2 separate regions of the Homo sapiens genome follow, and region 1 is linked to region 2. The links are chromatin contacts, found by POLR2A ChIA-PET in ENCODE. All regions are on one chromosome and are shown on one strand. The core of a region is the stretch at or near the end of the contact, and the rest is flanking DNA. Distances in the headings are between cores, read along the strand shown.

Region 1 (6,300 bases), core at 2,518-5,017, 330 kb after region 2:
AAGTTCATCCTTAAGCCTATAATTATAATTTGTTATAATTCCCTTGCAAGTTCCCTTGCAAGATTAGCCAAGGTGGGAACATAATCTGCGGTTGTGGATCAGGCAAAGTTAATCAATCATAAAGAGATTGACTGCATGACTTTTAATCTTAAAAGGAGTGTACTAACAAAATCAACTAACTAACCAGAAGTACAGTGTTTCCATTATTTATTAAACAAATACCTTCTGAGATAAAAAGATAACAAGGAAATCTCAATTCCCAAATTTATTAGCCTCTAATAGGAAAAATTATGTAAGAAATAATTACAATACAATGTAATGAGTGCTATATTAGAAAAATGAATAAAAAACATAAACTGTATCAAAACGGTATTACATGTGAAGGTGCTATTTGAACTGAATCTTTAAAGATCAATTTGCAAAGAAGACAACAAAGGGGTAGGCATTCCAGGCAAAAGGTTCTACATGCACAAAGCCACAGAAACATGAAAGAGAACGATATTTTTCAGGGAAACAGAACTAATAAGATATGACTGGAGCTAATGTGTTATTTCAGGGGACAGAGTAGAATATTGGTAGTTGTGTCTAGAAATTTGGCAGGATTCAAGTATTGAGAAGGACTTGTACGTTACGCTACAGAGTTTGAATGTTATACTATAAAACAAAATGGGGAATTAACCACTGAAGGATTCTGAGTAGAAGAATGACATAACAAAATTTGCATTTTAGAAAAATAACTCTGGCAGTGTTGTGGAGGGTGGAACTGAAGGATGTAAAAGCAGTCTTCATTTATGAAGTCACATGTTCATTGAGTTTAGCAGATACCAATTAAACACATTAAAATCTTGAAATACCAACTTTTGAATTAGTGTGCAATTGATTGTGCTGTTCTTCTGTGTATATTGACTATATTAAATACTCAAGAATCTGATTTTCGGTCTCGGCTACACAGTATCTGAACTCCCTTATAAAGTTAGTACCTGGCATCTTTGCTTCTCAGGTAGGCAGTGGGCAGTTTTTCTTTTCTTTTCTTTTCTTTTTTTTTTTGAGACGGCGTCTTGCTCTGTCGCCCAGACTGGAGTGCAGTGGCACGATCTCGGCTCACTGCAAGCTCCGCCTCCTGGGTTTGTGCCATTCTTCTGCCTCAGCCTCCCGAGCAGCTGGGACTACAGGCGCCCACCACCACGCCCGGCTAATTTTTTTTGTATTTTTAGTAGAGACGGGGTTTCACCATGTTAGCCAGGATGGTCTCGATCTCCTGACCTTCTGATCCGCCCGCCTCGGCCTCCCAAAGTGCTGGGATTACAGGCGTGAGCCACCGCGCCCGGCCAGTTTTTCTACATTATAAGAGCCGGCTGCCTACCAGAGAAGCAAAGATGCCAGGTACCAGCTTTATAAGCATGAGGCTAGGCTCTGCTAATCTCATGCACCTGTCTTGGATATTGGATTAGTTATCACAAAAAAACAAGGACTACTGCAAATCCATCTGTTGGTAGATAGTCAGGGAAGTGTAGTAACTTCAAGCTTCTATGGGTGAGTGATACCGCAGCAGCAGCATCAGCAGCATCCACTATGGTCAGCAATGATGGTATAAGCTGTGATATACAGTATTCAAAAGTGGAAGCTGGTTTTATGCTATAGTCTTGGATACTGCATAGCCTCCCTTGTTTGTAATCATTTTTCAAGTCCGAGATAACCAATGCCCTTCCAATAAATTCCTTTGCTGACTAAATCAGTGTGCAATTAAGAATCCTGACTACTTAATTTTTTTAAAGGTCTTAAGAACTGGATAAACAACAAACTTTTGACTCTTGTAGAAGTAAGTTGATTTATTAGAGTGGCAAGATTATAGGAAATTTTTATTTTCTTCATTATGTGATTAGTATTTTCTATTTTTCGTAAAATAAAAACATTTTTTGTAGTTTTAAAATCGTATTTAAGCTGTAAAAACAGGTACTATCACATAGAGAGTTATTAGAGGATAGAAAATGGAAAATGACTCAATCCTAAGAAAAATTCATAGATTAGAGAAGAAGCCAGTATATAAGGCTGAGAAATAAAGTCAACTGAGATAGGAGGAAACCCAAAAGGAAGCTGAAAGAGGAGCAGCAGAAAACAGGGCTACTAATACCTTCAAAGTTCTACATGTTACAGCTTTAGCCACCCAGGGAAAAACTCACCCAAGTATATCCTAACTCCAAATTCAAAATCCAGGAGAAAGGACTCATTGGTCTTAGTTCAAATATCACCTTTGGATATGTACACTGCATAAAATGACTGCTAAAGTAACCACGTGAGTCAAGAGATAGGGCTCTATTCTTAGAAAAGCAGGCAGACAAATTGATGTCTGGCATAAAGAGAACAATTAGTATATATCGAAGGAATGAACCAAAGTTTGAATGAAGGGGGTAGACCTTGAGCTGGGCCTTGAAGAATGAGTAGTATAGTGGATATCCTCCATTTATCACTCCTGATTCACTTCCCACCCTTTCTCCACACTGCTCTGTGCCCTATGTGGCTGATATCTGTGGGTATAGCAAACTCTCTGCCTTCTGGCTCCTGATTGGGTTAAATCTGTGGGAGGTACTAGTAGATCAGTAGGCTATAAAGAGAAAGAGAATGAGGTATTTTACCAGCTCCCTCCCTACTAACCACAAATTGGTAATACCTCTATATCTTTACCAAAGATCACAGCTAATCCTAGTGATTTGGGAGGCTAAGGCAGGAGGATTGCTTGAAGCCAAGAGTTCAAAACTATTCTGGGCAACAAAGCAAGACCCTGTCTCTAAATAAATAAAAAGATAAGCCAGGCATGATGGTGTATGCCTCTGGTCCTAGCTACTCAGGAAGCTGAAGCTGGAGGATCACTTGAGCCTAGGAGTTCAAAGCTGCAGTGACCGATAATTGCGCCACAGTGACCCCCCACCGCCCCCATCTCTTAAAAATAAAAACCCACCCCCTACCCTAGTCTCTTTAAAAAAAAAAAAGAAAAAGAAAAAAAAACCCCACAGCTTCTGCCTTAGGCTTTCTTCTGCAGCTATAGCTACAGCTCTTTCCAGATTCCAGCATCTGCTTCATTCCCTTATCTCTTCAGGTACAGGTGTGCTAATCATTCTCCCACTACTTTTATCTGTGGGGTGCTTCACCATCCCTTGTTGTTTTCCCTTACCTCTGTCTACAACTACGTAAATAGCTTTCATTTACGTAGTTCATTAATCTTTTCTCAATTACCATTCCACCGTGCCACCTCTTTCCTGGTCCAACCCTGTTTAGTACAAGTACATTGAGAGAAAGCATTTCAAGTATGGGAAGGGATGTAGAGGAAAACAAAACCAAAAGGCAGAAAGAACTAAGAATTATGCTAATGGCAACAAAGAATTTTGGCTAAAATAGAATGGAAGATGCTTGTTAAGAAGCAATAACAAACAATATTGAACATGTAGAATGGACCAGATCATGAAAGCTCTGGAAAGCCAATTAAAGAAGCCTGGGACTTGATTTGGTAGGCAAAGGAGAATTATTTATCATTTCTTCTACATATACCAAGTACCTCCTGTGTGTCAGGCACATAGAAGTTAAATCAGTATCTTAGTAAACTTAGTCTGGCAAAAAGAATGAATAAAAACTTGAGAAAAGAACACTGGCTAAGAGGCTATTATATTAATCCAGGCATGAGATGATGAGTGTCTATAGTATTGAAAAATGGAAAGTAAAAAATATGAGACATTCTAAAAAAAAATATAATAGACTGAACAAAGAGAATAAAGGAAAAAGATGAGTCAAAAATGAGTCAAAGATGATTCTAGAGTGACTAAGTGAAACTGGAAGAAAGGAAAAGGGGACCATGAAATGCGAAAGGAAGAAACACAAAAATGGAAAGGAAATAGAAAGTGTGCTTCACTGATGGAAGAGACAAAAAGTATATTTAAAATTACACAAAATAAGAGACAGAAAATGTCCTGAGACAGATTCTTTCAAAAGCTAAAAAAATACAAATTATTAAGCCTGAACCATAGGTTAACTATTCTCAAAAAAGTCCTTCATTTACATTTTTTTCAAATTACAAAAGGCTGAACATGAGGAATTCCCTCAAATAAAGTTTCTATGTATCAGTCATGATTCACCTTCACAGGCAGCAAGATAGCTTCCTTTGAAAGGAGAGTTGCATGAATTTTTTTTTTCAGAGGTAGAGTGGATGGGAGAGTGAAGAACCCAATGTGTGACCTGTTAACCCTGAAGTTACAATAAGTCACAAAAGGAGATGATCTACAGGTAGTTGAACATATAGAACCAGAGATTAAGAGAAATGTGAGATTGAAAAACTATGTATGCCGTCATGCACATGAAGTGAATGGCTGACTAAAGTCTGAGCTCACTGAAACAAAGACTTTGAGAAAAGCAAAACTCTATCCCAAAACTCTATCCTTACAGAGTTTTGGAAGAATGGAGGAAAAAGATAATCAGGGAGTCAGAGGAATTTATTTTAAGAGTAGACGACCTTGGAAAAGTTAACTATGACATAAATGTCATAAACCAATCATTTTATGTTTTAAACATCCATAAATTTGTACAAAACACAGTATTTGGTAATGAAAAACACAAAGTGTCAGTAACACTTAGGATGCTTTAGCTATAAATATCAGAAAACCATAACTAAACCACAAAATAATCAGGAAATTTACTATCCTATAACAGGGACCACAAAGTTAGGCAGGCTGGTTGACCTGGATACTCGATATAGTTCAATATAGACTAGTTATTTTCATGTCTCCACTTTCCATTCTTGGGCCTCTTCCTTAGACTATTAACAAGAGGCCAATTCAGGTATTACATGGCAATTGTATCATTCTGGGACTCATTAAAGAGAAAGAAAATGTTTCCTTGAACTACCTCTTGCTTGCCAGAATTGGATCACATGCTCATTCCTGAACCAAACACTGCCATGAGGAATAGAGTAATATTAATTGGCTTGGAGACGGAATGAGGTGGAATGAATGTTGGGGAATTATCACAATGTCAGTTACAAGAACAGTTTCAGCTAATGTTATAAAAATTACAGATTGCTTAGAATACTACTGATTACAACCATTATGCAAAACAAAGTGAGGCAAGGTGGAAAATCTTTTTTATAAGCTGCTTGACATTAATTCACCCAGTCTCTTTGGGTCAGTTCTCTCTACCAAAAAAAAAAAAAAAAAAAAAAAAAACAGGTTGGATCCAGTTAACCACTTTCAAATCACGCCCTGAGAAGTTTTAGCAGTTCCATGGTACCCCTCCAGGGCTGCTAACAGAGAAGAGAAGCCAACAGGTATAGCTCCAGGATTCTTCCAACCCTTCCTTCAACCACAAAGGCTCTACCTTTATTTGCTTCAATATTGAGCTTCTACATCTTTTCAAAGTGCTTTTTCATACATTTTATAATTTTATATTTATTATACATATATAAAACAGGAAAAGCAGATATTATTGTATTTATATTACAAATGAGAATACCGGTTGGGTGTGATGGCTCATACCTGTAATCCCAGCACTTTGGGAGGCTGAGGCAGGAGGACTACTTGAGCCTAGGAATTTAAGACCAGCCTAGGCAACATAGTGAGACCCCATCTCTAAAAAAAAACAAAAATTAGTCAGGCATAGTGGCATGCCTCTGGTCACAGCTACTCAGGAGGCTGAGGTAGGAGGACTGCTTGAGCCCAGGTGTTCACCAGCACTGCAGTGAGTTGTGATATCGCACCACTGCACTCTGCCCTGGGCAACAGAGTGAGACCCCGACTCAAAAAAAGAGAGAGAGAGAATACAAAGGGGGTAAAGAAGAAAAGCAACACCAGTATGCTTTGGGTCATGTACCTCCTTGGGATGGCTACAGTTGAAAGGTTTAAGTTTTAAAGAAAAGGTGAAGTAATGACTTAATATAAACAGAAGAAAAAGAAACATCATGCAGGGAATTCCACATAAGCGGGAACAGTCTAATGGAGTGGGTGAAGGTATAGAGGTAATACATTTGGGCATGTCATGGTAAAGATGATAGAAAAGGATCCTCTGGTTGGAGAAAGGGGAAGGCTGAATGAAAAAGCCCAAAAGCAGCAGAATATCAAATACCTTCAAGGTGGTGACATGCTAGTCTGCAGTTCTGCAGAGTGAAGGAATATAAGGAGCTGGTAGTTTAGGAGCATGAATTGTCAAAAATGTCCCCTTTTATTTTTTTAAGCTTTTAATTTTTATTCATCTCTTCATCAATTGGAGTGAATCGACAATTTTTTTTATTATACTTTAAGTTCTATGGTACATGTGGACAAC
Region 2 (5,863 bases), core at 374-2,873:
ATACTGCAAACTTTTTATTTATTTATTTTTTAGTATTTACTAGATACCAGTCCTGGTAGATGCTGGGGGTGTGGGGGGAATATGGTTCTAGAATACAACAGCAAACAAAACATCAAGGTGTCTACTTTTGTGTAGCTTATATCATTGAGGGAATGGGTGACAGGCAATAATGAAACTAGTGAAACCATTTCAGATTGTGGTTAGTGCTCTGAAGTACATAAAATCTCGATGTTGCATGGGGTATGCAGCTATGTGAGCTGGGATCTGAATAAGGAGGAGCTAGCAACACAAAGGAAGGGGAAAAGCATTCTAGATAGAGGGAACAGAAGTGCAAGACCCTGAGGGCTCTGATTAAATGCTGATTAAGAGTTTAAGAAATGTTTCATGGAGACCAGGCACAGTGGCTCACGCCTGTAATCCCAGCATTTTCGGAGGCTGAGGTGGGTAGATCACCTGAGGTCAGGAGTTCAAGACCAGCCTGGCCAACATGATGAAACTTCCCTCTCTACAAAAATACAAAAATTAGCCAGGGAAGATGGCAGGTGCCTGTAATCCCAGCTACTCAGGAGGCTGAGACAGGAGAGTCACTTGAACCTGGGAGGTGGAGGTTGCAGTGAGATGAGATCGAGCCATTGCTGAGGCAGGAGAATCGCTTGAACCCGGGAGGCAGAGGTTGCAGTGAGCTGAGATCGCGCCATTGCACTCCAGCCTGGGCGACAGAGTGAAACTTCATCAAGAAAGGAAGGAAAGAAGGAAAGAAGGAAGGAAGGAAGGAAGAAAAGTTTTCATGGAAATTTAGTATTCTCAAAACCTAGTACAAGGCGGGATAAGAGATATTTTGTTAAGAGTGTAAAGATCAAAGTCCTTTGTTCTTTGTTGGAAAGAACTTTCCCCTGGATTTAAAAGAACACGCAGTAATAATCTGGGCAGACATATTTACATTTATACGTCTGACAAAGGTCTTTTTTAAAAGCCTTTCATGTCCTTTATCCTTTAAACTTTTATAATATAGGTTGAAAGCACGATATCATCTTTAACTTCCTGTTCATGTATTGGGAGATCTTTTTCTTAGAATTAATGAAGACTTCCGCCCTGCTGGAATGTAGTTTACCTCCCTTGTGCCAGAATTTGAATTAAGAATGCCGTGTACCTCTAATTGCAACTATGTAAAAATAAGTGCGCACGAGGATTAGGAAGGTGGGAGTATAGGAAGGGGCGGAAGTTGTTTTTCAATATTCTTTTTTCTTATGAAAACTGGGAAGAAAAGAATACATTGTGCACAACTGCGCAGTCTCCTTGTCCTCGATGTTAATAAACGTGTTTTTAACTGCGGTTTACATCCCATTTCTAACATCACTACAACCTACATCCTCTCCAGGCTACAATTGAAGTTGAAAAGTGCACGAGGTCTTTACAAAGCCTCGTACAGTGAATGCGTCTGCGCACGTACAGTCCTCGTGCACCCTTTTTCTCTCTCTGGACAGAATTTCTTGGGGATCCTTCGCCCCCCACCCCCACCCCCGGCCGTATTTCTCCCTAGGCTCTTATTAAAACCAGGTGCACGGAAGGCGGCCCATTCTGGACAGAAAAGCTTTCGTTTGACCCAAAGCTCCCCCTTCCGGCGTGTTTTCTAGAGGGAATTCGTGAGCTGAGCCGAGGAGCGAGCAGGCGGCTTCTCCTGACCGGGGAGACGCGGGAGGTTTGCAAACAGACCTTGGCCTGGGCTGCGCAGGGACAAAGTGTTCAAGGGCAGCAGGGGAGGCTGAGGGAGTACACGGCTGGGAACAAGGGACACTGCCGCCCCCAGCCACGCAGGAGCGGTGTCTGCACCACTGAAAGTCCCCCGGGGCCCACAGCTCTATCCAGGCGGAAGGGAAGCAGCCAGGCCGCCGCGGATCTGAACTTGAATCCCGGGTGGACCGGACGCCCCGGCCGGCGCTCCTGACGCGCGGAGGAGCTGGCGAGAACCTGCAGATCTCAGGGCTCGCCCGCGGTCCGGCGCTCGGTTCAGGACGTCCGGGAACCCCGCAGCGCTTACCCTCTGCAGCAGGCGTCGCTGGCGCCTCCAAGGGCAGGGGCGGGTCCGGCGGGTACAAGTCGCGATTGACGCGACGGCCCAGGCAGGCACTGTGGGCTTCACCGCCCGCAACTTTTGACCCTAGAGGCCCTGCGCTGCAGCCTGTGGCCCGGAGGGACAGAAGTGGGAGCGTGTTTGGGCCACTCTGCAGCGAAAACGACCTTCCCTCATGGAACTTTCAGTAACTAACTCCTGAGAGCTGCGAGAGCTTCACACCGCCAGGCCCCAACCCGACTCTCTAGGCTGAGGGCATTGACTACCTGTTAGGGTCAAACATTCGAGTATTTGCGTCTTAATTTGACTCTAGAGTTATTCAAAGTAGAGCGACAGGCCTCAGAGGGAGGAGGGGCGTTGTTAGAACACAAAAAGGACACAGAGAGGAACAGGGACCTCAAAAAATGGGCTTCCAAATTGTAAGTGGCCATTTCCTATTCCTGAGGCCTGTTTTTCAAGCCGGCCTGTTTGTTCAGTTTCCCTGATTACCGCTTTTCAAAGCCCATTACCAAGCTCTATACAGCCTTCCAGCGTGACAGCCCTTGCTTTCTGAAGGGATTGCTGAATTTTAAGTACTCCTAGCAAAGAGACAGCTGCCCGAACAACGTTAGAAAACCTTACCATCCCAAACGTTTGCTTGACACTGGCTCCATAAAAGCCGCTTGGAAGTCGGTCAGCCAAGGGTTGTGCCCTGTTTGATGTTAAAAACTCTTCTCAGCCTTAAGCCTAAAATCCTGTGACAGGTAACAAGGGAATTCCAGATAAGTTTCCAGATTCAAGCAACTCTGGTGATTTCTGACAAAACAGTCAAAACAGTCTAAGTTTCTCAAATTGTGATCCATGGACCACTGACATCAGATTCCTTTTTCTCGGCCCCTCTGCCAGCGGGGGCACCCCCTCTACTCGGCCGGCCTGCCAGGCTCAACCCCTTGCAGGAGGGAGCACGTGAACAAGTGAGGGCAGAACCCAGCTAGCTGCTCCAGGCACAAAACAGGAGCAAGTTCTGTGCGGGGTCCTGGCCCGGAAGCCCCAGAGAGGGTGTTACAGTGCTCCTTCAGTTCCTCCATTGGCGGTTATATGGAGGGCGGTGCGTTAGCAGCTCAGCCTCTTGCCTCATGGTGGCTTGGGGCAGCTGCCCTCTACTGGCAAGGGCCAGTGTGACAGCCTTTTCTGGGTACCCACACGTGGTGAGTCCCAAGCTCTTGTCCAGGTCCAAGAAGAATGAGGTCACATGGACTGTTGAAGGATGGTGAAGGTGGAGAATTTTACTGAGCCATGAAAATGGCTTTCAGCAAAGAGGAGATGCAGGGTTGGTCCTCCTACCCAAAGGCGGGAAAGTTCCCCCGTGTGGCTGGGTCTGGGGCCTTTATGGACTCAAAATGGGGAGTGTGTGCTGATTGGTGTGTGAGTAGGCTAAAAAGGTTAAAGCAAAGACACCACTCAAAGGTGGGTATGACAGTGTAGAAAACCAATTAGGAAAGGGTAGGTACTTGTAAAATAAGTGAAGGGTGGGGACCAATCAGGGGAAAGCACACCAAACAGGAAGACAAGTTCTCAATCAGCTGGGAGGATTTAACTTGTAGCTTGGCTTTTCAGCTTTAAATTGTCTTCAGTTTGGAGGCGGGGTTTCACCGGGTACCCACCCCTATCTATCTAGGTGTTTGGCTGCTTCCTATCACTATCAGAATGAGCTGCGCAGGGTGGCTCAGGCATGTAATCCCAGAATTTTGGGATGCTAAAGCAGGAGGATTGCTTGAAGCCAGGAGTTTGAGACCAGCCTCGGCAGCACAGTGAGACCCTGTCTCTACAGAAAAATTAAAAAATTAGCTGGGCATGGTGGTACATGCCTGTGGTCCTAGCTACTTGGGTAGCTGAGGTTGGAGGATCGATTGAGCCCAGGAGGTCGAGGCTGCAGTGAGCCATGATCATGCCACTGCATTCCAGCCTGGGCAACAGAGCAAGACCCCCTAAGAAAAAAAAAAAAAAAAAAAAGCAATGAAGTCCAGAAACCAGAAACCTGCTTTGTAACAAGCTTGCCTTATGAGGTTTCTGCTCACTAGTTTAAGAATTACTAGACTCTGTCTTTTATCTGACTTTGCTGAAATGGTACTTGTTTTCTGGAGCCCTCACTCAAAAATCTCAGCAGTGTAAAACACTCTTTTTATCAAAAAAAAAAAAGCACACTTAAGTTTTGCTTCCAAATGAATGTGACTTATTTCAGAGGAGTCATGAGTACTTTTAATGAAATTCTGCCTAAAGCAATACTTCCCACTGTATAGAGCTCTAAGCACATCCTAGTGCTAAGTAGGTAGATTATGCCATGTGCTTTCTACTAATCTTGGGCTGTTTGTCATTCTAAGCCAGACACCCCTTGCCCTGCCCATTTTTCTTCTACTGCTTCACTCTGGCCTCTATCGGCACAGCATTCCTTAGGTAAATGGCAACTGAGTCTACGACCACGGTGGCTTCCAAACTGAACTGTACAACAGCAGAAATGTGTGGAGCTTTTAAAACTGGTTTCCAGACCCGTGAAGAATTGTAGCATTCCCAAACATACATATTTGCAGAGACTTCATCTCACAAAGCATGGGATTAAAAGCCACCAAAAGTAGTACTGTCAAAAGTAGCACTGAATTGAATTTGAGGAAATAACAGCATAAACAGAGTTTTTGCAACAAAAATGTTCAACACACTGTTGCTTATAATATAAAGAGTTTGGAAAGAACCAAAATTTGTCCCACAGTAGAAAGTTAGTTAAATAAATCATGATACATACATATGAAGGGATACAAGACAACTATGTACAATTATCTTTCAGAGAATATTTATTGACATGAAAAGATGTTCTTTGTGAGTAAATTGAAAACTGTGACATGAACAATTGTTTCCTTTTTTTTTTTTTTTTTTTTTTTTTTTTTGAGACTGAGTCTCACTCAGTCGCCCAGGCTGGAGTGCAGTGGCGTGATCTCAGCTCTGCCTCCTGGGTTCATGCCATTCTCCTGCCTCAGCCTCCCGAGTAGCTGGGACTACAGGTGCCCGCCACTATGCCCGGCTAATTTTTTTGTATTTTTAGTAGAGACAGGGTTTCACTGTGTTAGGCAGGATGGTCTCGATCTCCTGACCTGGTGATCTGCCCATCTCGGCCTCCCAAAGTGCTGAGATTACAGGCGTGAGCCACCGCGCATGGCCCTATTATTATTATTATTATTTTTTAAAGGCTAGTGGTAACTGATAGAAGAGCCAAGGAAGCAGAATCCTAAACCGATGATGGTGAACACTGAGAAGAATCCCAATTTGCCCTGCAGAACTGGGAAACAGAGGAGAAAACAGAGCTTTGGTTGGAAGTCTATTGAAGAAATATTTAGATAACATCTCCAAGTTGTTGCAGCTGGGTGACGGCCCCCTACCCAGCAAAACACTGAAGGTTTAATCACTGGAGAGGGTAATGTATTTAAACAAGAGGATTAAGTGAAAATTTTCATACAGCCCCAGCCGTCTTCCCCAGTAGGCTGGAAGCCTGACACAGACCCTCCAGAGAGGAGATTGCAAGATTCTTCTCTGGTGAAACCGAGCAGCCAAAGAAAAAAGACAAAGGATACCGACATGAGGGGCTCCTGATCATTTCCGATAAGGTCACCCTGTGCAGAAGCCCACAGTTAACAAATCCCATCCACACACACAGTTTCCAATCAGCTAGGGATTTTTTTTTTTTTAAGACATGGTGTCACCCAGGCTGCAGTGTAGTGGTGCAATCACGGCTCACTGCAGCCTCGACCTCCAGGGCTCAAGCAA

The links. ChIA-PET counts read pairs that join two places held with the same protein, here RNA polymerase II (POLR2A).
Region 1: POLR2A ChIA-PET joins it to region 2 with 13 read pairs in A673. The contact joins two enhancer-like sites. POLR2A ChIA-PET finds 5 or more read pairs at or near these places in 2 of 52 experiments (A673 and H1).

What each region holds. Positions count from the first base shown.
Region 1 is chr11:32,655,049-32,661,348 of GRCh38, forward strand. All of the region lies in intron 9 of CCDC73 (coiled-coil domain containing 73), which reads right to left. Among named protein-coding and RNA genes, the nearest start is that of EIF3M, 74 kb to the left of the region's middle. Within about 2 kb of position 3,768, at least 2 of the 41 ENCODE cell types and tissues checked have a DNase peak (open chromatin) inside an H3K27ac peak, as active enhancers do.
Region 2 is chr11:32,331,793-32,337,655 of GRCh38, forward strand. No RefSeq gene overlaps it. Among named protein-coding and RNA genes, the nearest start is that of WT1-AS, 100 kb to the right of the region's middle. Within about 2 kb of position 1,624, at least 8 of the 41 ENCODE cell types and tissues checked have a DNase peak (open chromatin) inside an H3K27ac peak, as active enhancers do.